6 separate regions of the Mus musculus genome follow, and all the other regions are linked to region 2. The links are chromatin loops, found by intact Hi-C in ENCODE. Cell type or tissue: gastrocnemius. All regions are shown on one strand. Links, peaks and the distances in the headings refer to the core of each region. The heading gives the core; the rest is flanking DNA. Region 1 overlaps Dock7 (dedicator of cytokinesis 7). Region 2 has its middle 11 kb from the start of Atg4c. Region 3 overlaps Dock7 (dedicator of cytokinesis 7). Region 4 overlaps L1td1 (LINE-1 type transposase domain containing 1). Region 5 holds the start of Dock7 (dedicator of cytokinesis 7). Region 6 overlaps Dock7 (dedicator of cytokinesis 7).

Region 1 (4,000 bases), core at 1-4,000, 210 kb before region 2:
AGCCAGAAGAGGGTGTTGAGTGTCTTCTACCATGCTCTGACTATTTCTTTGAGGCTGGGTTTCTTTGAACCTTGGGCTTGTGTCTTCCTGGCTAGGCTGAAACCCAGCAAGCCTCGGTGACCTTCATGTGTCCTCATGTCCTTTGGAACTGGGTTACAGGCATAAGCGAGAAGCCAGGCTTTGTTATGTCGGTGCTAGCATCTGGTCTGCAGTCTTCACAATTACACGCCAATTCTCCTAACACTCAGCCATCTCTCTAGTTCCAAGAAATACTGGCGGTTTTATGTTTTGAAATTTTCAATCAGGATAGCAGCAAGTAAAATCTAAGAAGAATAACCTTAAGGAAGTGAACAGAACAGACTACAGAGAGAATACCGAATGCTATGAAGTAGGCAGCCATTACGACAGCATTGAGTTAAGACCCTGAGAGAGTGACAGCAGCAGATAGGGACTGCCAGAAACAGGTGAGAGACTAGTTACTAAAACAACTGGAGCATCCTGGGAACGGATTCACACTCTGGTTCTCCTACTTTCTTCCTGTGTTCATGGGACACTCTGAAACATCTCTGTGGCTAACTACTGTTATCTACAAAAGCAGGATAGTGGTCATTTCAATAGCCTTTCTCTTATGAAGACCACATAAGTTAACACTTGTGAAGCGCTTAGGACATTGCTTGAAACACTTCCTAAGTGGCTCCTGTCACTAACAGGGTACTAATGTCTAGAAAGTGACTGATAAGGCAGTTTGCAGTTATGTAAAATTACCCAATAGGTCACTACACATAAAAACCTAAACTACTGCTTAATATGTAGAAGATACAATAAAACCAGCATATCTCTATGCTACATGTTAACTATATTCCAGTGGGATACCCCATTATTAAAAACAAAAGACAAGGCCTTGAATATGACAAACAGATGTAGATTTTATAAGCACCCTCAAAGAATAAACATTTGAAAACTTGGAAAGAAATAGAATTTATAAGTAGAGAATCACCAACTACTTAGAACTACTGATGTCTGACCACCATTGTGTGCCTCAAACTGATTTCCCAATCTTGGCCTGCTGAATCTGTAGTTAAGCTTCCTGCACGTCTTTACCTGGACGATGATCTCTAGCGTGTCTAAGATGATGAGGTTTGCTTCAGTAGCCAGGTTTCCATCAATCAGTGCTTCGTGTTCTATCTCTGCTCTTGACCTGATGCAAAATATTGTAAGAAATTTTAGTTATCTTTCCAAAAGGCCAGAAATTAAAAAACAACTTAAAGATTCACTAAAACAGAAACCTTGAAACTATTTGTGTCAAGGAAAACTCAGAAAGAAGAAAGATTCAGTATTTAATATATTGAAATTTTCTGTTTCCCTGTCTTGTTGACTGTATAGCAACATATACATCTTTTTTTGTTTTGAGGCAGGTTCTCACTGTACATCCCTGACTGGCCTAGAACTTGTTATGTGGACCAGGCTGTCCTCCAATTTAGAGACCTGCCTGCCTCTGCCTTCCTAGTGATACTACACCAAGCAACCTATCCATCAGTCCCCACAAGGTGCCACTGAGGGCATGCATGTTTGCTTTGCCTTTCAGGCCGACAGCACTCCTCTTCACAGCGGTCACCACAGACACTAGGTGGTGCTCGGTCTACACACTGCTGTATCTAAGGCAGTGTTCAAAAGCTAAGCACTCCTCACAGATTCCAAACATTTTCAATGTATTTATCAACAACAATAAAAGCACTACATTTTCTAAGATTTTATGTAATTCCCTCTTCACTATACATACAAATATTCTCAGACAGTAATTTAAGTCTTAGATAAGACTGGGTGGAATCATACATTAGAAACAAAACTTTAAAAGAATGGCACTAGATACTGCTAACAACCTGATTATAATTACTACAAAAGTGTATAAACCCTTTCTTCCCCCTCTCTTCTTTCTCGCCCTCTTCTCTCTCTGCCACTACTTTGTCTCTCCCTTCCAATGAAACCTCTTCCACATGGGAAAAACAAAGTATATATACATGTTGGACATCCCATGGAGGATTAGTTGAGTAAATGAGCTTGCCTTATTTATTTTTAAATCAGTTTTTAAATATGCAATATATTTTACTATAACATATAAAGTCGTTTTCTCAGTTTTTAATTTAAAACTTAAAAATCAAACAAACACATGTCTTCTAAGATGAATGCCTAATAAAAATAAAAAACCTAAGATGATTTTCTTTGTGTTTAAAACCTAGGCAGCCGTTAGCACACGGGATCGTCTTACTTATCGAGTTTCTCTGAGTTCTGACGCCAGTGAGTCATGTCCTTTCTCCACCGCAGGTTTTCTTGGCTCCCAAAGGCGCTTCCAGATGGGCTCCTCTCTGTCAAACCAATTTCAAAATGGTATTTCAGTGGGACCATATACACATTTGATAATACAGAAGAAATAGCGGGCATTCTTGATTTTATAAATAGCCATTTCTTTCAGTTTAAGTGGAAGAACTGGGCAGTAATGATTTTTATTTAAAAGTTTTCATAATAACTAAGGAGAAAATATTTTCTATATAGAATATATCTTGGGGAGAAAAAAACCCTTTTAAATAAGCAAAGAAAGACTCTTACATGGGCTGTGTTATAAGGCCAAATGGAACAGCTCATTCCCAAGAGTGTACTGGAGTATGTTTAGTCATGCTACCTTCTTGCTCTCCCTGCAGGAATGGGTAACCTCACCACACATGCTCCTGATTTAGGATGTACACAATGGCTAATCAGAGCTTTATCTGATTGGGTTGCTCATCAACTTCTACTGGTTAAAAACCATCCACCTCCTTTTTGGGAACCTTCTCCCACCCTCCAAGAAATCCTTACCTAAGTATTTGCTTTGCTTCCTGTCATAACATTAATTAATAATTTTTAACGAGACACAGTATCACTCAGTAGTCCAGGCTGGCCTGGAATATGTAGCCAGAGCTGATCATGAATTTAACATAATCCTCCTGTCTCAGTCTGGCAAGTGCTGGAATTACAGATGTGAGCACCTTGTAGGCTCTATAGCATTTATTCATATAAGACCATATTACCCAACAGACATGATGCCCCTTGTTCATCATTTAATAATAAAGTATCTGGGATAGACTGAGTACATAATAAATTCATGTTCATATAAAAGCATAATAGGAACTAGGAAGATGGCTCCAGGAATAAGTGTTTGCCATGTAAACAAGAGATAGAATTCAGATTCCCAGAAGCACACACATGCTAGGCTGATGTGCTAACCTGCTTGTAATTTTAGCCGTGGGAGGCAGAGGGGACCTTTGGAACAAGCTGGCTAGCAAGATGGTCATATCATAGCACTTTGGGTTAACTACAAGGCTTTGCCTCAAAGAATAAGGAGGAATAATTGAAGAAGATTCTCACATCAACCGTAGGTCTCCACACATGCATGCAACGCACCATACATGCACATATACAAGCATGCAGGTAAACATACATCACAGACACAAAAAGATTAAACACCTGTAGCAGAATAAGTTCTTTTTCAAAAATATATTCTTTGTGTACATGGGGGGGAGGGGGAGATACACACACACACACACACACACACACACACACTCACTGAGACTTGACATAAGTGATGAGAACTAAACTTCTGTCTTCTACAGGAGCAGTCTACAATGACTTCCTTTGGTCTACTTCCTGGCTCTATAGGAGAAGCCGGTAGGGGCGCTTCCTCCTTGAGGACTATAGGTTTGAAGGCAGACTGGATGGCATGGGGAGCCTTTTAACAGGCACCAGAACTTTATCCTGAGTGACAAAGCACCAGGGCTGGTGGAGAAATCCACAGGCATGTGATGGAATCAGATTTCATTTCCAATTAGGAAATGAAAAGCCCACTTCTGAAAACAGTGAGACTAAAAACTGTCTGAGAGGATGGAGAAACAACAAAGGGAAAAGCTCAGCATTCACATAGGAAGTTTAAAATTATTAAGAAACAGAGATCACTCTATGTAATGAAGAC
Region 2 (5,415 bases), core at 705-4,704:
CTATGCCCCCCAACTGCCCAAACACCACATTGAACCCCTGTGACTATCGGGGAGTCCGGAGGTTGAACCGACATCTCAGATCTCTAGCTGGAAAGGGTCACAGGGGAATTGTCCGCGGGGCAGCCACCCCAGCTGTGTCTCCTATTGTAAAGGAGCCAGTTTCTGACACTTCAAAAACTACTTCAAAATAATTTCGAACTTGACTGTGTTGTTGAGTTAGTCTTGTCTAGTACAGTGCATGAAGAAGCTGATGCAGACATGAACTTGATGTTTGAAGGAGTGTGGCAGAGAAAAGCAGTGTGTCACAGCAGGAACACCAAGAACCTCCATAGGAACCAGTGAGAGCTCTTTAGGTTAGCTTAGCCAATGCTGTAAAAACCCAGGCTAGTACATCTGAAAACTCAGGCTAACTGTGTCCGCCTGGAAGAAAAAAACTCCCATTTGGAGTCATCTGTGATTGATAACCACTTTCCAGCTTTCCAGCCAGCTAGGCATCATGCACCATCCACCCGTTTTTTGAGCAGCGTTTGAGTCTGGCCACTTCTATGAACTCTACTGACTTCTTGCCCAGGGCTTGGCTGTCTCTTGCTGGGCTTGTGTCAGAATCTTCTGGCGTCCACCCCAGCGTTGATTTCTGTTACAGTTGTTATGTTTGCTGTCCTGAATCTATTTTTGATCCTTGTGTCAATTCTGCCAATGTTCATTTGTGGAACACCCTATCCTAATTTTAGTCACGGGTCATACTCAGTTCCAGAAGCAGGCCCTGGGAAGACTGTCTTCACTGGGCCCATTGAATTATCAATTTGCCAACCCATTGGGTGAATTTACCTTGACCTTATTAATCATTTTAGACTAATTAGATGCAAAAATGCATATGTTGGAGCTTCTGAGAAGACAGCTTTTTGCTCCCAAAGATGTCTTTCTCTTCTTGTGTAACAAGTACAGAGGAAAACGGAAAGCATGGGTTGGCTATCCTATGAGTTTAAGGACAACAGAAAAATCAAAGAAAAGAAACCAAGAGAAGTCACAGCAAGTTCATTCCACCTCTGAATTCAGTTATATTAGACAGAAGGAGAGTAAAGGAGAGAGAGAAATAAATTGAATCTGAGGATCTTAGGTTGAGTTATAACTGTGATCAGGCTAAGAGAAATGTGAAGTCTGAGAACCCAAGAATTGTGCCTGTAAAGTCAATTTTGGACTGTATTTTTCTTTCTTTATGCAATCTGTGAGCTCCAAATCTATGCTCAGGCACTGTTTATTGTTTTGCATTTTTGTATTAATTCAGTAAGAGCTTACTAATTACGTTCATTTTTGCATTGCTATTGATGTGTGAGATAGGATGCATCAAGTACAGTCTCCGAAGGGATTTTGCAAGTCTAGTTAGAGAGACAGGTGTGAAAACAAATTGCTTGTAACACAGACACTGTGACAGGTGCTGGAGCCAGAAAACAGTGCCCACAGCTTGCTTCTGCTTGCTTCAGACAGTACGAGCGCTAACCAGGAGGTCACAAGGGACAGAACCCCAATTTCAGACAGTCTATATGGAAAATGGAATTAAGAATTCCATGGCAAAGCTGACTGGTGGGTTCCAGTTGGCTTTAGGGTTTCTTTCCAGCTTAATTTCTTCTCCTTGAATCTCATTTTCTTCTTCAAAGGCCAGTCTGAAATGGATTTGGTGGCATGCCAAAACCAGTGAGCACTGTGAGTAGTAGACACTGTTTCCTCAGCTCTTGGGATTGTTGGCTCCAAGGTCAGCCTCCCCGTGGGAACTGTCTTGGCGTCTCACTCAAGGTTCTGTGACCTCCCTGAGTACAGCCTCCAACCGAAACCAATGAAATGGGTACAAGGGCCCGAACGATTATCTTGATGTTTGAAGGGATATCCAAGATTTAGGGTCACCTATGGAATAAGTTGAGGGGTCTAATGTTGCAGGAAATAATAAAAATCGAACCGGCACGTTCCCACGCTAATGCACACACACACACACACACACACACACACACACACAGAATCCATTTATTTATGACAGACAGATGAAACAATTGAAATTCTAGGTCCCAGCTAAAAATGGTCTCAGAACTATTTTATTAGCTATTAACAATATTAAGTTTAAAATATGGAGCTTTTGACAGAACAGATACCTCTATATGTGAATTTATTACTGTGGATGTTAAGTCTTATTTGAATATAGGCTAACTCATTCCATAATTCCTGCAGAAGTAGGTCTACTCCATTTTTTTTTTAAAAAAAAGTGTTCTTTTTTTTAACACTTTTAGAAGTTCCTTTTAGAAGGAACTGAAAAATCAAATATCAAGTTACTATCGCCATCTACTGGCCACTGGGTGAAATAGGTTTAATTCACTGGGGTTTTATGCCTGCTTGCTTGTTCTCCAGTAAAGGAGACTGAGCACAACTTCAGTGGAAGCTTGCTCCACGGAAACTTGGCACTATGCTTCATAATTAAGGAGGGTGCCATTAATACATCAGTCCCAATTTATGACAAGTAGATTCATGCTTGGGAATTGCTTGAAAGAAAACTCTGTGACAGAGTTAAAACTAGAAAACCAATTAGCTGCTATCCTTTCGTGGTTCACGTGTCCTTGGCTGCTTCCTGTCCTTCCTTGTCGTCCAACACTGCCCATGCTTGCTCTCCTTCCAAAATGTTCTACTGTAGTCTCATGTAAAGCGTGTGCGCGTGCGCGCGCGCGCACACGCACACACACACACACACACACACACACACACACACACACACACACTATAGGCTAGGATCTGCGTATGAGTAACGGGTGACGTTTACCTCGATTAATATCGTACAATCTAACTCCATCCATTTTTCCTGCAATCTTTTCTTAACTGTTACATTATTTTAAGATTTGTATTAGATTTATTCAATCATTTTATGTGTGTTTTGCTTGTATGCACGTTATGTATACTACTCGCATGCCTGGTGCCCGCAGTGGTCAGCAGCGGATACCTTGGAACTGGAGCTACAGCTGGAAGTGAAGCATCCCGTGGGCACGAGGAATCAGACCGGGGTCCTCTGGAAAAGTGGCATATGCTTTATTGTTCATTGTCTCTCCAGTCCTGAAACCCTTTCAAGCCTTCTTGTTTGCTTGTTTCTGTTTTTGTTTTGAGGCAGGGGTCTCACTGTGGATGGAGGTTTGCCTGGCCTGGAGCTCACTGTGTGGATCAAACTGTCTCCACTCACTCATTCTCAGCCAGCCAGTTTCCTCATCTGTGAGATTAAAGTTGTGTGCCACCATGCCATGCCTGGGTCTTTTCTCTTTAGAGCTGAATAATGTTCTGTTTTATCTTATTTTTTTCTCAAAGATTTATTTATTTATTTATTTATTTATTAAAAATAACATTGTAGTTGTCTTCAGACACACCAGAAGAGGGCATCAGATCTCATTATGGATGGCTGTGAGCCATCATGTGGTTGCTAGGATTTGAACTCAGGACCTTCGGAAGAGCAGTCTGTGCTCTTAACCGCTGAGCCATCTCTCCAGCCCTATGTTCTGTTTTATAACTGTAGCAGGTGTTCATTATTTGGTCGTCGATGATGGACATTTAATTCCTTCCACTGCCTTGCCACAGTAAACTGAGCAATAGTAAACACCGATGTGTACATCTCTCTATGGTAGGATACAGAGTTCTCTCAGCCATTACCCAGGAGTGGGATATGTGGGTCACATGGTAGTTGCCCTTTTGATGTTTCGGAGGACCCTCCATGCCGATTTCCTTAGTGGCTGTATTAATTTGCATCCATCCCATCAGCAGTGACTACGTTTCTTCTTTCTTTATGTCCCCCTTGACATCTCTTGTCAGATTTCTTGATGACAGCCCTTCTGACTGGGGTGAGGTGGTAGCACAAAGTAGTTTTAATTTTTCATTTCCCCACTGACAAGCGATTTTGAACTTTAGAAAAATAGTTATTTGGTATTTATGTTTCCTCTGACAGAAACTGTATTTAGTCCATTAGTTCACCCGTTGATTGGCAGCTTTATTTCCTTGGTATTTAAATTCTGCCACTGCTTTTACGTACCATTTTGTGTTCATTGGTTTATGTTGAAATAGAATACGTTAGAAAAGATCAATGATTAAATTCTGATTTATGTTTTTTATTTAGTGATTTATTTAAAGCACCGTTTGGACTGAATATCTGCCAAGCACGACTACCCTTGCTACCTGTAACAGAATGACCTGGAAAAACAACAGAAACAGTGGGTCATCGCCCTTAACACCCTGCTGGCTGTCACGTATGCTTCTCAAAATCTGGCTTGCTTGCCTGTCCCACCTTGTGCTTTTAAAGTATAAAATGAGAAACTGAACTGGACCCAGGATCAAAGTGTTTCAGGAGCTGTCCTGGCCTTGGTCCACTGTGACTCTCCTCTCTTCCTTCCCACTGGTATGGGAGTGCTTGTTCCAGAAAGACACCCACACAGTGCCTTTAATGATTAGCCTGATGGAGGCGAAACTCAGATGGTGGCAACAGCAGTCCCGTGGCAATCATTTTCCTGCATCTGGATACCCAGACTCTGAATAGAAGTCCTCTGGTGATTCTGGGTGATGCCTCCTGGGTATCCAAGTCCATGACACGCAGCCGTACTATAGAGAACACCATCAGAAGAATGTCTCCCATTTCTGCCCTGGAAGGGATCCCGGCAGCTTATCCAGAAAGAGCCTGATACCTTGCACATAGCTAGAGCCACCCCAAACGCTTTGGTGTTTGGGTAATCTGAAATACAGATTAGGACTTATAGCCCATTGGTGATTTTCTGGGAAGGAATATCCATCATGTAGCACACATTACTGACCTACTTGAACCCTAGTACTGATTCTTGTTTCAAGCCATCAAAATGAGCCCTTAGCAAAATGAATCTTAAAGTACTACTGATGGGCTCTGGATGTGGCCCCGAAGAGTGTTGCCTGGTGTGAACAAATTCCTAGGCCTGATCCCAGGGCCACATGGACTGAGTGTGGTGCTGCCTGCCTGTAGTCCTAGTCTCAGGAAGTAGAGGCAGGAGGGTCAGAAGTTCTGTCTTAAAACAAAAACGAAACAAAAACAAAAACCCAGCCAACCACACACAATTGGGCAGAATTTAACCCGCCCCTAGAATTCCTGAAATAACAGGTTAGCTGAGGAGGCTACTTTATTTTTGAAAATTTAAAATCGTACATTATGTGCATGTAAGTTGCTATTCTTGACATGCTTAATTTTAGACATTTTTGCTAATGTGTGTATGTTCATTAATGTGAACACCTTCATGGTGATTCTTGGCCTCCAGTTATCTCAGCCATTCCTAGCTGAAATGCAGGTATTCAAGGGTTAATTTTAGGGGCTGGAGAGATGGCTAAGTGGTTTACAACTGTCTGTGGGCACTCAACATTCAAGTGGTGCCCAGACATGCA
Region 3 (4,000 bases), core at 1-4,000, 120 kb before region 2:
AAAATGTCTTTGATAAAAGGATCTTGGATACAGACATTTACCTCAGCAGCACTTAGTTTGAGCACAGAAATGGGGTTTCTATTCCACAAACCATAGATAAGGCCGTTAAAGTCAGAAAACTTCGGGTGGGGAAGCACATGACCACTCTAATTCACAAGCCATCAGTGTTTAAGAAAAGGTCCACTGGGTACCAGAGATGGCTCAGCAGCTAAGAGTATTCGCTACTCTTGCAAAGGAGCCATACTGGGCGGCTCACAACCATCTGTAACTGTAGCTACAAGGCAATCTGAGTCTCTGGCCTCTGCAGACACCTGTGCTCAGCTACACATGTCCATATACATAATTTCAAATTATAAAAAAATTTAAAAGTTCACCATTACAACTGGGTAAGATATAGCTGTGAAAGACAAGTTTTGATGCATTAAAATGTGAATGTGAGTATTTAAATAACATTAGTGATAAAGCGGGTACAATGTCAATTAGTTCACATTTTACTTGTTTTTAACTCATATTCATTATTTATTCTTAAATTTGTTAGAAGTCCTTGACATTATAGACGTGCATAGAATAGTTACCACTCTCCTTAAAGGAAGTAAAACCTTGTGCAAGCACGGCCCCAGAACGCCTACATGACAAACTTTACCTGCTTAAAAAAGTTTGCCACAGTGAGGGTGGCAGGCCGGAAGCTGGTCAAGTTGCAAGCATCATCCCCACTGGTCGTCCTCTCCAGGGACCGCCTGCCAACAAGACTAGAATTCCTCCTCTCTGACCAAGAACCTTTCCGTTCTACCAAAGAGGAGATAAAACGATTGTCAGTTTCATAAAATGTAAAACCGTTTTTAATTAGCTTTCCCAATGTAAGGAATAACTCACTGATGTGGAAAGCTATTTTGCTCAGCTTGTAGGTGCACTACAAGAATCCATTTCTGGGGAAGGTTTAAGAAAGCAATTCCATCTGAATCATCTGGTTGTCATTTCTACAATACAAAGTCTCTGAACATATAATAATCTACACACATAACCAAAGAAGATGTAAATCAGCTGGAGGGAACTATGCAAGCCCTATGAAATATAATTAACTGCATGCAAATCAGCCTTAGCTGTTTCAAATTGAAACAAATTCAAAAGAGAAGTTGCAAGTTCAAAGTCTTGACTGAATCATCCTCCTCCTCCTCCTCTTCCTCCTCCTCTTCCTCTTCCTCCTCTTCCTCCTCCTCCTCCTCCCCTCTCTTCCTCTTCCTCTTCTTATCCTTTTCCTTATGAAGCTGGGGTGCAAACCCAAGGCCTCACACATACAAGATATTCCCATTTTTGTAAACTAAAGGAACAATGCTATTACAGATTAACAAGAAAAGAGAAGACTTTAAAAATATCCAAGCAATGTGGTCTAGCAGACCATACTCTACTGAGGAAAAGCAGAATATACATTATTTTCAAGCAGTTACAGGTCATTCTCCAAGACATAAGACAAGATATGAAAAGACCAAAAGGATGAAAATAATTGCTAAGAATTGGAAAATTAAACTATAAATTAACAATAAAAAAATTAGGGAATTCACAAATATGCAGAAGTGAAACACACACACAAACTTCTAAAAAGCTACTAGGAAGGAGTTGTCCCCAAGGGAAATTACAAATAAGATGTGTGGGGATGTAGCACACCAAAACATGTGGGAGACTGGCTGCTACAGCAGGGTTGCAGGGAAGGTGCCAACCAGAAGAGAAGAAGCATTCACTCTGACCTGGCGGCACATGCTGGCAATCCCAGGGCTTGGGAGACTAATGTGACAGAACTGCGCATTCAAGGCTGGCCTAGGCTAACAGCAAGAGTCAAACTTAAAATATAGAAAACAAACTCTCAAGTGAGTAATTACATCGAACACTGTAAGGAACTATGAATCTAAAGAAGTTGGGCATGATTACCCATGGCTCCATGCCAACCCTGCGAAAGCCAAGTCATGAAGACAATTATACGCTGAAACCTGTTCTTAGAAAGAGAAACTACATCCAAAGAAGTGAAAGTTACAAGAGGGCAGCAGGAGAGAGGAGATAAAGAGAAACTGGAAAAATACAGTAAACAGAGTTTATAAAAACTGACAAGCCTTCTCATAAAAACGAAGGGGAAAACACACAGCACTAAAATTACTACACTAGATTCATCAATCATTAGATTTTACTAGTAGAAATGGTTATATAATAATAAAACAAACACTGAAGAATAATACTTCAAAAACTAGAAGGTGAAAACCCCCCCTTTAAAAGTCAAGCATTGATAAGTTATTTTTTTTTAAGGAGCTTTTAAAATGGTCAAAGTATGTGGATATGTATTTTTCCAAAGGGGATCACAAAGGGCGAAAGCACACAAGGCGACACCTAGCGTCATTCGTTATCAGAGAAGGAAAATCCAACCCAGAATGAGATGCTGCTTAGCCTACACTGGGATGTAGTGTAGGATGCTGTCACTAAAATCAGACAGTATTCACTACTGGCAAAGATAAGAAGAAACAGGAACTTTTATACAGGACTGTCAGAGTTTTTAAAGGGCAGCCACACTGGAGATAGTTTGAGAGTCTCAGAATCTTTATTAGAGAATTACCACATGATGCAGCAATTTCGTTTCTAGCTATATAGTCAAAAGAAAAAAACACACACACAATATGCAACAGCTTCTACAAAGGCTGGGGCTGTAGTTCAGGGGTAGAGTGCTTTGCTTAGCATGCATGAGAAGTCATGGGTTCAATTCCCGGTGCCAGAGACGAACAACTCCTCTATGACTGCTCACTGCAGTATTAGTCATAATAACTCAAACTATCACCAATAATAATCAGATTGAAGTGCAGTATATAAATGTAATGGAGTACCATGACAACAAAAGAAAATCCAATGCCAGCAGCCACTACCCCATAGGTAACACCTGTGAAAACACCATGATATATGAAACAAGCTTCATAAAACACCATATACTATTTAATTGTTTACATTAAATGTCTGGAATAGACAAATCCATAAAGGCAATAAATATATTAGTGATTGTTTAGAAGTGGGCTTAGGAATTTGGGGACAAAGAGGAGTGATTGCTAATGGATGTGAACATGTTCCAAACATCAATTGTCATGGTGCCTGTAGAACTCCGAGACTGCAGCAAAAATAAGTGATTGAATAATGTGTAAATATAATATATTTACATTTCTTTTCCTCTTTCTTTCTCTTTTGTTTTGGTTTAGGATGAGGGAGTGGCACAGCCTCAGGAATGAAGCCTGCACTGCCCTGGGACTGAAGCAGATGCTGACCCAGCCAAGCACCCAGATTATAGCTGTGTGGCACCAACGCCACCTGAGGAAACCTTCCAACTGACACAAGCCTCTATAAGGGGAGAGATCACTACTCGCAACAATGTCTACTGAGCACTCTTACCTCCAGTACTGATCTCGACTTCTGTGGAGTCTCTTTCTAAGCTGCCAGCACTGCTAACAATATTCATTAAATGAATCGCAGTCCAAGCAAAAGGCATGCGGTATTTCCCAAGTCTCTGGCAAAATTGGTCAGCTTGACTTTTCAATTTCTCCAATTTTTCCTTATTCTGTAAAACAGAACTTGATCCATGATCACACTTGAAAGACACAACCTAAGGGCTATTTCACACAATATCAAGGACAGGCTAAAGGTGCTGAATTCTTAGCAAATCCAGCAAAACACAGGCTTAGCATGTATGCAGGGGAGGGAGCAGTAACTTTCCTCAATCCCACATCTCCGCTCACCGCAAACATTCAGAGAAGGCAGTGTGCAGTTTCTCTTTGTGATTCTCTCACCTTGGGGGGGGGGGGGGGGGGCGGGCTAGAGCCAATAGCACACATCACAAGTGGTCTTTAGGAAAGGATACGTAATTATGGCCAGTCTTTTTAACACAGAAATTAATAGGAGAACAACTAGAAGAGAGATAAATCCAGGAAAAGTTTTGTCTTTATGAGCTCCAGAACAAAAACTGAGTCTTACTTGAAAC
Region 4 (5,415 bases), core at 549-4,548, 440 kb before region 2:
AAGGATCGGGATGCCGTGTCTAACCTTATATTTGACTTCTCCATCAGAATCTTTAGGGGCAGGTAGCGATGGTCCTAAAAGCCATTCATGTACAAAGTTGAGTGCTCTGTCACAAGTCACTCCACTTTTAACGAACATAGAAAAGGGGAGGTACAAGGTGCCGCAAACAGAAGAGCCAACAGCCAAAGAAGCAGACTTGATCCTTGAAACCGAAGAAAACTTCAAGAGAGGCGTGATCAGTGTTATCAGACAGATGCAAAGGGAGGTCGACAAAATCAAAAACATTTACGTTTCCGACGTCCTGAATATGAAAAGTTCACTGGATGATCTGAATTCCTTAGCTTGCACGATTGAGGCCAGGGTGAGCGAACAGGAAGATGCCGTGGAGGGACTGACCAAGGATACAATGCAGTTAGCCAGGGAGATCGTTGATAAAGAAAGGCTGAGAGAGAGGGAAGATAGGTTTCGAAGCTCCAACATCCGAGTGATAGGGATTCCAGAGAAAGAAAACCGGGAGAACGGAGCGGTGGACATAATTAAGGAAGTAATTGAAGAAAACTTTGCCGAGCTAGAAGACCAGAGCCTCGAGATTGTCAGCGCTCATCGTGTCCCTAATTCAGTGGATGAGCACAGACTCACGCCTAGACACATCTTAGTGAAGTTTGGGAGTGCTAGTGATAAGCAGAGAGTCCTAAAAGCTTCCAGAGCAAAACAAGAAATAACCTACAGAGGGTCCAAGATCAGACTGACAGCTGACTTATCACCTGGTACTATAGATGCACGCAGCCAGTGGTGTGGTATCATAAAAATTCTGCAAGACGAAGGCTTTCAGCCAAGAATCCTTTATCCTGCCAAACTGGCATTTGATTTTAAAGGTAAAACCAAGATATTTTTTGATATTGAGGAATTCAAGAAGTTTATCTCTGATATACCCTATTTGAAAGATCTGTTGAACAATATACATTAGCAACCTGGAGTGCTCTCTGTCCACCAAAATACAAAACCAAGTAGAGTTGGACAGTGGACCATCACGTCTCTGTCTTGAAGGGTGGACGGCTGACTTTTTTTCCCCCAGGGAAAGGGGCTGGGGAAGCGGTGTAACTCCCTGAGTGTTGGTTGAGTTAGACAGCGTATGTAGCTTTTCAGTAGCTATCTACCTTGGTAAGGAGGAATCTTGTCAGTGTGACCACACACGGAAAAATACTAGAGGCCACAGTGGGATGGGAAAGGACATGATAAGTTAGAAGAGACTGCAGGCTGACTGACTCAACAAGATTACATTGCTTTATTATTTACTATTACATATTAAAGCTTGAAGTTTGCATTTGTCATTGGTTTACTTAATGTCCCTGCTTATTTTCCAGAGAACCTGTAGATTGTCTAATCGCTTCTACCTTGTATTGCTTCAACCCATCCATTAGTGGAGTCTTTACCTTAGCACGTGACTGTGTGTGCATAGATAGTGCTTCCTTTGAAATCAGTCTTTAGTGAGGAGACACTGAAGAAATCTGAGAGAAGAAAATAGCATGTTTTGTTTTGTTTTACACTGGTCTCCAGTATCCCAAATTGTCCTGAACCTCTCCATGTAGCTAGGACTAGCCTCCTGCTTCAGCCTGCCAAGTGCTGAAGTTATGTTTTTGGGAAAACACCATGCAGTGAAAATTGTGTCTAATCCTGGGGCAAGTTAGGACAACTGAGCAAGCCCTGACACCCCTGTGAGGTTGGGGGACTCTACAGAAGACAGTGCCAGGCACCCCTGGTTTTATTATTTTTCCCATGTTGGGAGTGGAACCAAAGCCTGCTAGCTCTCTTGCTGTGTCCTCACTCAGACCTGACATAAATGTCAGATGTAAAACGGCACAGTCATCCTCGATGCTGTGTTGTCTCTTTTAGAAGATGTTTATTTTACATGTATAGACGTTTAGTCTTCATGTATGTTTGTACCACATGCCTGGTACCCTCAGATGCCCTGGGACTGGGATTACAGATGACTGACTGCAAGCCACCTGTTAGGTGCTGGGGCTTGAAACCAGGTCCTCTGGAAGAGCAGGCAGCAGCACTTCTAACTACTTATAACCAGACTCATCCCTCCAGCCCTGTTTTGGTCTCTTGCTGTGCTGATTTGGGACTGATAGAAGACCTGCGTTTACTCCTAGCACTCAGGTAGCAGTTCACAACCATATGCTTTCTTCTGGCCTCCAGGGGTACCAGGTATAAATATGGTGCGCAGAGATAAATACAAGCAAAGCACACACACAAGTAATAGTCTTAAAAACAAACTAAGCCCCAACCTTTAGTTCTGGCTATTAGGAGATTAAGGAAGAAGGGCCAATGAGCTCAGGGGTCCGAAACCAGCCTGAGCAACATAGGGAGGCCATCTTACAGAATGTCAAAGGCCTTCAAGCTATAAAAATTGGCATGTAGGCCTGTGAACTCCAGTCTTCTGGGAGGCTGATGGCATGTTAAGACAGTGAGGTCTACAGGTGACACCCCATTTCCTACCACAGTAAAGGAAGACAGATACGAGCTCCAAGGAGTTTTGTCCATGAGGCGAAACTCAATTTTATGCAAGTTTAAGAAGAGATCATATTTAGTTGTCTCATCTTGAGAGTTCTACCAGTGTTGGCTCCACCCAGATTTAATAATTCAGGCATGTCTCTCCGCTGGTCCCAGTGTGGGGTAAACTATGTGGGTCTTTGTTTATGGAGAGCTTTTGTTTTTTAAAAGGCTTATTCACATATTTTATGTATGTAAGTGTTGTGGCTTCATGACCACCAGAAGAGGGCATCAGATCACAGATGATCGTGAGCTACCATGTGGTTCATGGGAATTGAAATCAGGACCTCTGTCTTAAACAGATATATAAGTTATGAGAGAGTACCTACTTACAGTGCATGAAGCTCTGGGTACAATCCCAGCACCAAAAGAAAATTTTAAATGCTTGTGTGATTCCAGTTGTGGCCTACCAGATAGGCTCCTATGGTTTGATTTTGGAGGCAGAAGAAATGTCTCCACAGCCTACTCCCTGGGGAGTTCTGAGAGGAAGAAGAGAGGTAGCTTGCTCCTGGCAGCACTGGGTTTGCCAGCTACCCTTCCTGTCTTAAGTGCCCACAGGACCCCACACAGTAGAAGTTGCTTGGCTATTCTCCCCATCACTAGGAATCTTGCTGATTGGGACTGTAATCTTAATTAACTTTTAACTTTGTAGAAGATAAGGGTTTTCCTAAGCCAAATCCTGGTCAAATGTCAATCTTCAGAGTTTACAGAGCCTCCCTGCTAACATCAGGTATCCTGGACACGCCATCTCCACTTTGATGCCTATGTGTTGAGGTAGAGAGTGTGAGCCTCCTCAAGGCTGCCAAAGTTGAGGGTTAGCTGGGGATGTCAGTGTCCCAGGAGGACCCCTTGGGCCATGCCAGGCTCTAAACAGAGGATGATGGTAAAGCTCCTGTGTGCTGGCAGGAGGCTGGCACAACAGGAGGGAGAGGCTCGCTGTGCACTTCCGCTCTCTCTTCCTCTTGTCTCTACATCAGAGACACCAAGTCTCGACCTCCTCTTCCTTTCATGTTGAGTCTGGCAACCAGGACAGTGCCTGTTTCCTGGTTAGTTAGGGTCCATCTGAAGTGTTTCTTCAGCGCCTGGTGCCGCTCCCAGGTGTACCTGTGGAGGGGAGGGGCTTTGGTTTTGACTACACTTCATGCAGCTCAGAGTGTTCTTCAACTTTTAGGTTTTTTAAGACATGGTTTCACTCCGTAGCCTTGGCTGGCCTCAAACTCATTGAGATCCACCTGCCCCTGCCTTCTGAATGCTGGGATCAAAGGTATGCACCACCACGATAGGCCTAAGACATTAAAAGGAAGGGGAGTGTTTCTTAGTGCATGCCATGCGCGATGTGCACGCATGGAGGTCAGAACAGGTCTTGTATGGACCCAGCTATCTTGTCTCCCTTTTGCATGGATTCAGAGGACTGAACTCACATTGTTAGGTTTTCACAGGAAGCAGCACCTTTTCCTGGAGCCTTATCACCAGTGGGTTTCAGGAAAGGCTTTGATGAATGGCATTTGCTGCATCTGTCATCCTAAAGTGAAGAGACTATATTTTTTAAGCACTGTGGCCATGGGTTCAGTCATCGTAGGTGTCATGTCTACTAAGAAAAATCCCTGTGAGCGGAATGTATTAAGATATTTCTAAAACTTCTCAATGCAAAAGCCGATCCTCCAAAAACACTCCATCACTGCCCCTGCACATGCTCATCCACGTGTGTAACACACAAGAAAGGTGAGTGTGAGCTGAGGCAGGGCTGAATATACATCCCAACAATAGTAATATATGTGATCTGAGAGTCTTTGGGAGTGATGTTGCTCTCAATGGATCTTAAAAGGGAAAACTAGCTGGGCGGTGGTGGCGCATGCCTTTAATCCCAGCACTTGGGAGGCAGAGGCAGGCAGATTTCTGAGTTCAAGGCCAGCCTGGTCTACAAAGTGAATTCCAAGATGGCCGGGGCTACACAGAGAAACCCTGTCTCTGTGTAAAATAAAATAAATGAGAAAACGAAAATATATGCCATAAAGAACTGTTCTTAAATGAATGAGATTATAAACTCATTTAGGAGGTGTGTTGTATGAGACCACACAGGCTCATAAGCTAAAAGTATCAGCCAAAGAAAAAGGTCAAATGAAGTTCTGTATAAATCTCAAGGACATCGGGGCATGTGTTTTCATTATGTATTTGGTTCATAATCTTGTTTGTGAAATTTCCACAGGAAAACATGGGTTTCCAGATGAGTTCAATTCAAATGTTTTCATTCTGATAACATGGTTCATTGCTACTTTAATGGTTTTTTTGTTTTTGTTTGTTTGTTTGTTTGTTTGTTTGTTTTTTCGAGACAGGGTTTCTCTGTGTAGCCCTGGCTGTCCTGGAACTCACTCTGTAGACCAGGCTGGCCTCAAACTCAGAAATCCACCTGCCTCTGCCTCTCAAGTGCTGGGATTAAAGGCATGTGCCACCACCACCCGGCTACTTTAATGTTCTTATTTGAAATCTCTCCCTCTAGAGTGAGATTTGATAGTTATGGCAAAAAAAAAAATTTTTTTTTTTGGTTTCTCCTTCAGGGGTGTTTATTTCTCAGTCAGAGGAGAATCAGGGTCAGGATCCTGGGCCTGACAAGGCCTGGACCTGACAAAACACCATGTGGTGACCAGGGACCGAGCAGAGGCAAAGGAGACATGCTTCCAATTTGTCCTGGCCGAGGGGCTCACTGTCTTTGTCCAGTTCCTGGAGCTCCTGGATGCTTTTAGTTATGGGCTCGCTTTCCTCCCTCTCTATCACTATCTGGGCCAGCTGCTCCATGGTGGGCTCCTGTCCTGCAGTCCTCATCTCCAGCCTGTGACACCAGACTCGAGGTCTGTGTCCCTC
Region 5 (5,226 bases), core at 1-4,000, 62 kb before region 2:
CAGTAAGTTTCTTCAGAAGTCTTATTTAATGATACTCAGTAACAAGGAGGACCCATACTCATCCATAATAGATACCTACTAACTGCGCACAGCATTCTGTCCTTGGTTTTCTCTCTATGACCCTATCAGCATCTCAGGCTTCACTCATCGTCTACTTCCTGATGGTTCTGAATTCGAGGTCCCCATTCTCTCCTACGTCTCAAGCCAGTACCAAAAAGCTAATAGATGTCTCCACTTAATGCTATATAAGCCCCCAAAGCCAAGATGTCTACACCTGAATCCTCACTTCCATCCAATCTTATCCCCAATTCGGAAACCACTTCCTCCTATGCACAGCTCTAGATATGAGTAGATGTCCTTCTATCATTCAGCTGGCTGCACAGCTGGAAAGCTGGGTGGCAGGAAAGGCGCATGGCCCCACTCTTCCTCAACTTCCACTCGCAATCACTCATCACTGCCATGTCTACCTAAACGTCTCCTGCAACAGCACAGGCTTCATTTCCCTGCCTTGATTTTGTAACTTCCAAGGCTAGCCTGACTCACGTTTGAGGCTGCTTTCCACAACAGAGTCTGTTTTCTGTCTTGAGACTAGTTCCATCTGATATCTCCATTCACAGAGAAGAGGCACTATCTATATTTCATACCTTACCCTCAAGGGTGTACTTACTTTATGAGATATAAACTCTAAGATCTATTTAAAAGAATTGTACAAAATGTGTCCTTTAATGGCATGCCTTAAGACCCCAAAACAAAAACTCATACTTTCCAATCCCAATTACAAATGTTCAATGATAATATGGACAATGCACTATTAAGTGCTTTATAAAAAAAATGACCATTTAAAATTCACGACAACCCAATAAGCTAGATACCATTATTACCATTTTTCAGATGAGACAACTAACATGCAAGAGAATTTCAACAACCTGGTGAAGGTCCCGATTTTAAAAACACTCAGTATTGTAATTTATCTTAGTCTACCAGTAGCACCCATATTCCTAAGAACTTATTTAAGAAGAATATGAAATACATATTTTAAAACTCAAAAAGGGTTCATTTACATCTGATCTTAGCCAAAGACAGAGATGCAATGAGATGTTAGTTTTAAATGGGAAAAAAAAAAAAGTGTCCCAAAAGCCTTAACATTGTGGGGGTCCGGAAACTAATAAAAGCTTTTCTCCAACATATCCAAAAACCTTCTACAAATATCAACAAGCTAAAAAGATTCAGAACCACAGAAATATATACAGCCATCACAAAATTTCATCTGAATGTTGCCTTTCTTTAAGCCTAAGTCGCAGAAATAAGGCTTTAATGAGACAACAAACAAACAATGCCTAGTTCCTTATCCATAAGTACATCCCATAGCTAAATTCTACAAACATCCTTCCATTTTTTTATCTGGACAGGGAGGTAAACTGCTGGGGAACCTTATCCTCGGTGGGTGGTTTACTCCTAGGCCCACGCATAAAGCCCAGTGCGGGTCGGGTCATCCATCTTCCTCTGGGGCCAGAGAAAGAACGCCCACCGAGCCCACGGGTAAGTGGGGTGCTCCCATGTCCCGCAGCCCATAACTTTGCACTGCGGCCTCAGTGTGCCTGTGCAGGCGTGGGTGCGGAGCCGCTGGGGCGGGCGGGGCGTCCGGGGTGCTGTCAGCGGTGGCGACGGGTGCGTGAGCGCCGTGGCCTCCACGCCAGTTCCTTTTGTTGGGGCGCCCGGAGCCGGGGCGTGGGCGTGGAGCGCCGGGGAGGACGCGACTGCGGACACAAAGAACCGCCGAGCTGCCGCACGCCCTGCGGGCCTGGCGGGGCGCGGACTGCAGGCCCGGGACCGCGCGGCAAGGCCCGTGGGCCGCGCCACACCCACCCTCGCACCCCGGGGGCCCGGCCGGGCTCCCCGCCGCGTACCTGCTGATCTTCTGAGCGAAGGCGCGGCGCTCCGCCATGGCTGCGGCGGCGCGGGGCTGGACGCGGGGCTGGACGCGGGGCTGGGCGGCCTCCTCCTCCTCGCGCTCCCGTTCGCGCTCCCTCCCGCGCGCTCGCCCGTCGGCTCTCCGGACCCCACCGCGAGGCTGGGCCGGCCGCTGGAGCGCGGAACCAGGGTACCGTAATGCGCCGAGGAGGCGCGCACGAGGAACCTCTCTCTGCCCCCGCCCCCGCCACCCCCCTTCGCCTCGCGCGCCAATCCCGGCTGGAGGCCGGGCTGGAAGGCCGCCGGAGCCCGCGGGAGCTGATGCGACGCCGGGTGTGGAACCGGGCCGCGAGCCCTCGCTGCCCTGCCGCCACGACCGGGAAGACCCACGACGGGGCCGTGACCGTAGCCGCCGAACGCGCGCGGGGCTGTGCTTTCCCCAAAGGGAAGGTTAGGAAATGGAAAGGGCCTTGCGGCTTGGTTCCTGCAGCTCCTGACTCCAGGCAGTTTAAAGCACCTTTCTTGCACGCCCCGACCTCGTGAGTGGGGTCTAGCTGGAGAAACAATGGCTCTTCTTTGTAGAAAGAACTCTCCCACAAAGGTGGTGTGATAATCGCTGATTTGTGGTGCATGGCCAAGCTTACACGCATGATCTTACTTAATCTCCACAACAGCTCTTTGAAGTAGATTTAGCTCCATTTTAGAGAGAAAAAAATTGTCTCAGAGAAGCTGTGACTTGCCCTTGGTCACACATGGCAAGCTCCTCCCGTGAACGTGAGACCCAGAGCCCAGGCCCTTTTCTCCAAGAACAGTTATCCCTGTAAAGAATTCTCTTGTGAGTCCTTTACAGTTACTCTGGCATTCTCATTTCATATGTATGCGTACATGCATATCCATCAGATGAACTGTTTTCCATCCTTTTGATGTTCTATAAATAGAACCTGTGTCAGTCTTGTTCTAATGCATTGGGTTCTGAAATTGTGAAACTAAGAAAAATCCTTTGGCTTCTTGTGACACCTTCCCTCCTAAATGTTTTAAGAATTTAATATACCTTATTTGCAGTTACTAAATGTCCTCTGTATCCTTGTGGAGCGTGTTAGATTGTCTCTCACCATAGCGAAACCTTCAGCTTGAAGCCTGGTCACTTGCCCAGTCATACAGAACAGAAAGCACTCATTAAGTGGGTCCAGGACTTCCCGTCTGTACCCTAACCTGGGTTTGAACCAGGTGATTGGATGCCTTTAAAACACTGGTTTACGGTGAGGATAGCCCATTCGAGGTGGGTATATATTTAACATGTACTTAAATGCAGGTATGCTAGAGCCCAAATGTGAGCTAGCTGCGGTTCTGTTTTCAGAATATTTGAGTCCATGGGGAAAGATACAGCTGCTCCAAGTCTAACTTTGCTGTAACACTGTTCCAGACCTTTCCATTGTTCATGATAGAAACCCAGTTGCTTTCTGCCTCCTCCCCATGTGACCTTGAGCAAATTACTTAAACAACCGGAACAGTGTTACTTAGTTGCAAGCATAGTGTGAAGATGCACTGAATTCAAGGTCTAAGTGTGGGGTCTGGGCTGCAGTGGGTACCTACCTAGCTGCTACAGTTTCCTCGCAGGTGTTATCAATATCCATGGTATACTTGACTTTGTCCTTGGTGCTTCAGAGTCTCTGGATGGCTTGTCTGCTTTCATGCTCCCAGGCAGATGTTGTAGGCCTTTATCTCTGCTTGACAAACATCTTCTCAGTACTCTCTTAGAGACTGAGCACATTTTGCTTTGAATAGTTCTTTGTATACATGACTCACTAGTTGCCAAAGAGTCTGAAAGGACATTGCATGCACTGTGAAGCTTACTGGAAACAGTAGGAATGGAACAAGCGGCTCAAAAAAAAAAAAAAAAAGTACCCGGAGAAATGGAGTCTGGGGAAGACTCCACACAGGAAGTGTGACCCTGACCTCAGGAAGACCTGTCCTGCAACTAACCAAGTCCAGTGTGAGCCAGTACCCATATGCCGTAGAGATCCAAACTAAAGGAAAGATACACAGACCTCAGCAATGGAAATGAAAATAGAATTGCTTTGGCTGCCCAGTGTTTATGTGCCCCACAACCCTTTACAGGCATGCATGCATGTACATGCATCTCAGTCCCCTGTTCTCTGAGGAGTTGATTACCTCACCGATATTTTTAAGAGTGTGGGGGGGGGGGGTGATCTGGTCCTGACAAATGGACCAGCCTCAGGTTAGGCACATGAATCAAGCCAAGAGCATCAGGACCATGAACCAGGGACTTCACATCATTAACTTCTTCTGGACTCAGAGCCACACAGAGCAATGAAGAGAGCAAAAATCCTGTAGGTGAGCTCCTTATGGCCCCTTATATGACATGAGCCCTGGACTTTGCTAGGGGTTTTGTTTATTCAGTTCAGAGTTTTCTTCCTTCCTTCCTTCCTTCCTTCCTTCCTTCCTTCCTTCCTTCCTTTTTTCTTTTCATCTATCTTTTTATTTTTTTAAGATTTATTTATTATTATGCGTAAGTACACTGTAGCTGTCTTCAGACTCACCTGAAGAGGGCATCAGATCTCATCATGTGGTTGCTGGGATTTGAACTCAGGACCTTCACAAGAGCAATCAGTGCTCTTACCCGCTGAGCCATCTCGCCAGTCCTTCAGCTATCTTGAATTGGATAATATTATTTAGTCTTACCTGACACAGGCCTTCAGTCAGTCAATGTACATGTTCATTCCTGGAAATACAATGTAATTAAGACTTATTTCTATCCTCAAAGAGTTAGGGAATCGTCTTGGAGAGGTAAATTCTTATGCACTTATGATGTGTGTTCAGTGGTGAGGCTGGATACTTTAGGAAGTTGGCTGAGTACATCTAGCATCAGTTTTGTAATTTAGAAATCATGGTACTCCCCCCTAGACTGCTTGCTGCATTTGAGGCAGTGTGTGAAGTGAGCAGAGTTTAACCCTTGCTTTTCTGGAAATGTCAGTAGTCTGATTATTGGCTGGCATTCAGGACCCAAGCTCCAGCCAACAAAACAATTTAGCAGGAGCCAAAACCACTTTCCCAAGAGTAGCCTCAAAAGTGTACATTAATGGGGCAGGAAACGCTCAGGACAGTCTTCCCATTAGATGTGCAAGTGTTTGAAAGGCCCTCAAACAGAAGACCCAGGAATACGGTACGGGGGGGGGGGGGCAGGAAAAGTCCCATGAGTTCTGTGTCCTATCTTTTATTGCAATACCAGTGAGGATTTGGGTTAGGGGATGCTCAGGGCTCTGAGGCTACTGTACAAGGAATATTTGCCTCATG
Region 6 (4,000 bases), core at 1-4,000, 130 kb before region 2:
CGGGGTACAGCTTCACCTGAAGCAGCTCTGGGGTTAGGCAGTAATGGGGATTTTCAGGTGCAGGAGAAATGTCTATCTTCAGCTGAGCTGCAGAAAATACATTATAAAGTCAATGTGAATATAAATGTTCTGTGATGGCTACACTTGGGTCTGAAGTGCTTCTCAAAGGCTTTTCCAACAAGATGTGGTACTGCTAGGACATGGTAGTTTTAGGAGGTAGGACCTAGTGGAAGAAATTATGCACTATAAGTATGCCCTGGAAGAGCATCCCCTGGTCCTTCCTACTTCCATCTACTTCTGGGCACCACAAACTAAGCAGCTTTGCTCTGCCCTAGGCAGCTTCACAAAAGTGTTCTGCTCCACAATGGGCCCCAAAGCAAAGGCATTCAACTGACGGTTGGAAGCTGTGAAAAGATGGGCCAAACTAGATCTTTCCTCCATTTAAGTGGATTAGCCTCAAGTAATTTATTCTCCTGTGAGGTAGTCTGTCACAGCCACAGAATTTGGTTAACACAGAGAAAATGTTCTTAGAGGAATTTCAATATTATTTTGTAAAAAAATATGGGATAAACAGTATAGATAAATATTATTAAGAACTTAGACATAAGCTGGTCAGTGGTGGCATGTGCCTTAATCCCAGCACTTAGAAGGCAGAGGCAGGTGATTCTCTGAGTTAGAGGCCAGCCTGGTCTACAGAGCGAGTTTCAAGACAGCCAGGGATATAGAGAAACCCCATCTTCAAAACAAAACAAAATAAAAAAGAACTTAGATATAGAAATCATTTCATTTATCAAAATTTAAAAATGACTTACCCATGCATACGTGCATGTAAAATAATAAGTGTTATCCCCCATTCAGGGAGTGAAGAACTAAAAACCTAGCCAGCAAGCTGGGTTTGGTGGCACATGCCTTTAATCCTAGCACTTGATGGGCAAAGGAGAGGCAGGCAGATCTCTGAGTTCAAAGCCAGCCTGGTCTACAGAACAAGTGCCAGGATAGCAAACCAAGACGTTGGATGGACTCTAGCACCAACTGGACAAAGTAAAGAAGTGACTTGGTTTTCAGCTTGGTAAACTCTTCAGACGCTATCATCGGGGTTAGCAGGCTCCTGGTCAGTTCTATTCTGGACTGTTTGCTCTAACGGTGACAGTAAAGCATTTTTTAACATTTATTGTTTTAAATCACTTTAAGCCACAATTATAATTCATAGATCTCATTTTAGAACTCAGTTGATAACGGTAATGAACCCTGAATTCAAGCTGTTTGCTTACATGATAATGAGATAAGAACCATGAAACACTCAGCACAGAAAGATGAGTGAGCCAGATAAATAGGAAAATGAAAACATGATAGCAAATAATTATCAGTGAGAATTACCATATCACTCAAAATCTGAAAAATACCTGTAATTGGTCTCAGCCTCCGTAAGACAGAAGACGGCCTTCTCATATCAGCGAGGAACTTGTACAGGTCCTCATCACTTAAACGGTCTCCTTCCTGATTTCAATGATATTGAGAAAAAGAATTTAGTAAGACAAAAGTAGGAGATAAGCACTGGCTTCTACGTAGTGCTGTCAGAGGGAAAGATTGGTATATTCAGGAGAATGAAAATCTTCCGAAGTTTCTTGTTTCAAACCTGACTGAGATTTGTAATGCTACCAACCATTTTAATCTATGTACATAGTTATGATCTATTACTTAGCCTATAAATTATCGTAGGACATCTAGCATACAGACAGCCAATGCAAGTTAAAGGTAGGGAGGCTATAAAAGGAAAACTAAGACTGCAGCTATAAGACAGAATAAAAAGGAGACAAATACAAGGACATGGGACAGTTACAGAGAGAGTCACAATTGAAATTATGTCTTTTAGCTTTATATTCTAAAACTTCTGAAATGCAGAATCTTTACACATTATAAGTTATGTATATAGGTGTATAGTAATGAATAAATAAATAATGAATATAATGATGGTAGGAGAAGCACCGCTATCCTGACATGAAGACCAACACAGACCTCCAAATGACCACAACTAAAGATGAAGGGGCTGCGGGTAGGAACAGAGACAGAGAGAGAGAAAGAGAGACAGAGAAGAATGAAATAGTATTTATTGTTTCCTTCTACCTACAATGATAAGGAAAGGAAACCCTTGCCTGCTTTGGGACACTTCGCTGTCTACGCTGCACTCTCATGGCACTGGCACCGGGCTATTGCAACCTCTGCCTCTGTGAGCTCACACTCTTGAGCCAGCTCACACTTATTCATAACATGGGAGACAGCATCCCTAGGTACCATTATTTGGGAAGTGATTTTTTTAATGTCTAAATAGTGACTCTGTGGAGTTACTACCCCTAGCACAGTCCTTTAACCGAGTCACACATAGAAAATGTGGCTTTTAGAAAGTCAGGAGCTTTATGTGGCTAATGAATGCAAGTTTTCCATCAGCTGCTAAAACAATATATTCTCTTTACTGAGCACAGAATACAGATATTCAATCTTTATTCATTAATACACTCGGGATTTTCTTTAGACTTACTTTTATTTACTTAATATATTAAATTACATTGCCAGTCTCGATTCCTTAGTGATGATTACCATCTGTGTTGTGCCTTTTACTGGGTGGGACATAATTTCCTACCCGGTGCTTGGCTATGTAGCCCCTCCTGTCATTGAGCAAATATGCAAACTGAAACCTATAAGCAATTCATGAAACCTGGCTTACCCTCTCCTGAATCTCTGCCTCTAGTGGATGGAAAAGCTGAGTTTTCCTAGAAACCAATCGAGATCAGCTGATCCAGCCAACCTCCAAATGTGTGGTCAAGCTGAACTCACTAGAGAGGTCAAGCCGACACTCTCCACCAGATCGCTGGCTTGTTTACTACTGTGTACCCCTGAAGCAAACAAAACAATTGTTTACTAATCTACAGAACAAATGTCTTTATAACTATTGTATGGATTTACTTTTGTTTTAAAATCTCTGTGTATTTCTAATAATTTTGGGTTGGTGCATTTGAAACCTTACATGATTAACTATACCACAACTATAGATAGTAATTTCTCATAAACTGGGAGAAGGGTTGAATCTTACTTAGGAGAAATTTACTTCATGAAGTCTACTTTGTTAAGTAAAAGTACAACCTCTACTTTTACTTAGTTTGCATTTCTGTGATATACAATTTTCTAGGTATTTAAAAATACTTACAAAAGTAATACATATTTATGGATAAATATTTTCAATAAAGAACGTCAACACCAATGCTTTCCAATGCCCTGTGGTTTTAAGTTTTAAGAGCAGTTTGTGCTGTGTCCAGCTGCTAGTACTAAAGCCTGGACCACTGTATGTGTCGATCTAATAGAGTGATTACAGATCAGAATAGTGGATGCTTAGTTTCAAAATACTCAAAGAAAGTAGTTTTCACAATAAAGATATAGCCAATATTTGAAGAGCTAGAAATATTTAAGCTACATAAGCATTATATATTGTACACATATAAGAGGATATTACATATTACCACTAATACGGACAGCCTGTTATGTTTTATGTAAGTTACATAATACTTTAATACTTAGGGATTGGAAAGATGGCTCAGTGGTTTAGAGTATTTTTTTTCTTGCAAAGGCCCCAAGTCTAATTCCCAGCACCCACACAGTGGCTGAAGACCTTCTGCATTCTGCAGTCCCAGCTCCAGAGACTCTGATGCCCTCCTCTGGCCTTCACTGACACCAGGCACATATGCACATAAAACCACAGTAATGCATGTAAAACAAATAAATCTAAACAGAAAATAAAACATACATTTTAATTGTCGTGCTTCAAACAGCAGATGTGGGAAAGCATTAGCTGCATGAGCGGAAACGCAGTGGGCGGCAGTGGTGGTGGTGGTGGTGGTGGTGGTGGTGATGGCGGCGGCGGCGGCGGTGTGGCTGCTCACCTAACTACAGTGCCAGTTCAATGGCGCAGCCTGACTACAAAAGCAAAGGCTAACTGTGTACATAAGGC

Evidence for each region. Peaks named below come from ENCODE experiments on the same cell type or tissue, not always from the same donor. Only the 100,000 strongest peaks of a DNase experiment are listed, where the experiment ranks them.
Region 1: a loop joins it to region 2, with 4 times the contacts of the local background. A loop is called at or near these places in 13 of 42 quality-filtered maps.
Region 3: it touches region 2 in a loop (3-fold over the local background); 7 of 42 quality-filtered maps call a loop at or near these places.
Region 4: a loop joins it to region 2, with 4 times the contacts of the local background. A loop is called at or near these places in 22 of 42 quality-filtered maps.
Region 5: a loop joins it to region 2, with 6 times the contacts of the local background. A loop is called at or near these places in 11 of 42 quality-filtered maps.
Region 6: it touches region 2 in a loop (2.9-fold over the local background); 9 of 42 quality-filtered maps call a loop at or near these places.

The regions. Positions count from the first base shown.
Region 1 is chr4:98,968,529-98,972,528 of GRCm38, forward strand. Dock7 (dedicator of cytokinesis 7) reads right to left here. Exons shown (of 50, transcript NM_001369286.1): 34 at 2,267-2,363; 35 at 1,102-1,198. Among named protein-coding and RNA genes, the nearest start is that of Usp1, 47 kb to the left of the region's middle. In gastrocnemius, for the core only: a CTCF peak has its summit at 1,610 (motif pointing right); a DNase peak (open chromatin) is centred at 1,585.
Region 2 is chr4:99,180,501-99,185,915 of GRCm38, forward strand. No RefSeq gene overlaps it. Among named protein-coding and RNA genes, the nearest start is that of Atg4c, 11 kb to the right of the region's middle. In gastrocnemius, for the core only: a CTCF peak has its summit at 2,337 (motif pointing left); DNase peaks (open chromatin) are centred at 1,737 and 2,376; H3K27ac peaks cover 1,242 bases.
Region 3 is chr4:99,060,536-99,064,535 of GRCm38, forward strand. Dock7 (dedicator of cytokinesis 7) reads right to left here. Exons shown (of 50, transcript NM_001369286.1): 11 at 3,415-3,580; 12 at 644-786. Among named protein-coding and RNA genes, the nearest start is that of Angptl3, 32 kb to the left of the region's middle. In gastrocnemius, for the core only: no CTCF peak of the experiment used is centred there; a DNase peak (open chromatin) is centred at 1,893; H3K4me3 peaks cover 127 bases.
Region 4 is chr4:98,737,150-98,742,564 of GRCm38, forward strand. L1td1 (LINE-1 type transposase domain containing 1) reads left to right here. Exons shown (of 5, transcript NM_001081202.1): 5 at 1-1,337. The coding sequence ends at 967. Among named protein-coding and RNA genes, the nearest start is that of L1td1, 13 kb to the left of the region's middle. In gastrocnemius, for the core only: a CTCF peak has its summit at 2,781 (motif pointing right); no DNase peak of the experiment used is centred there.
Region 5 is chr4:99,118,818-99,124,043 of GRCm38, forward strand. It overlaps Dock7 (dedicator of cytokinesis 7), which reads right to left and starts at 2,108. Exons shown (of 50, transcript NM_001369286.1): 1 at 1,908-2,108. The coding sequence starts at 1,945. In gastrocnemius, for the core only: no CTCF peak of the experiment used is centred there; a DNase peak (open chromatin) is centred at 2,122; H3K4me3 peaks cover 2,489 bases; H3K27ac peaks cover 1,416 bases.
Region 6 is chr4:99,055,398-99,059,397 of GRCm38, forward strand. It overlaps Dock7 (dedicator of cytokinesis 7), which reads right to left. Exons shown (of 50, transcript NM_001369286.1): 13 at 1,404-1,497; 14 at 1-87. Among named protein-coding and RNA genes, the nearest start is that of Angptl3, 26 kb to the left of the region's middle. In gastrocnemius, for the core only: no CTCF peak of the experiment used is centred there; no DNase peak of the experiment used is centred there.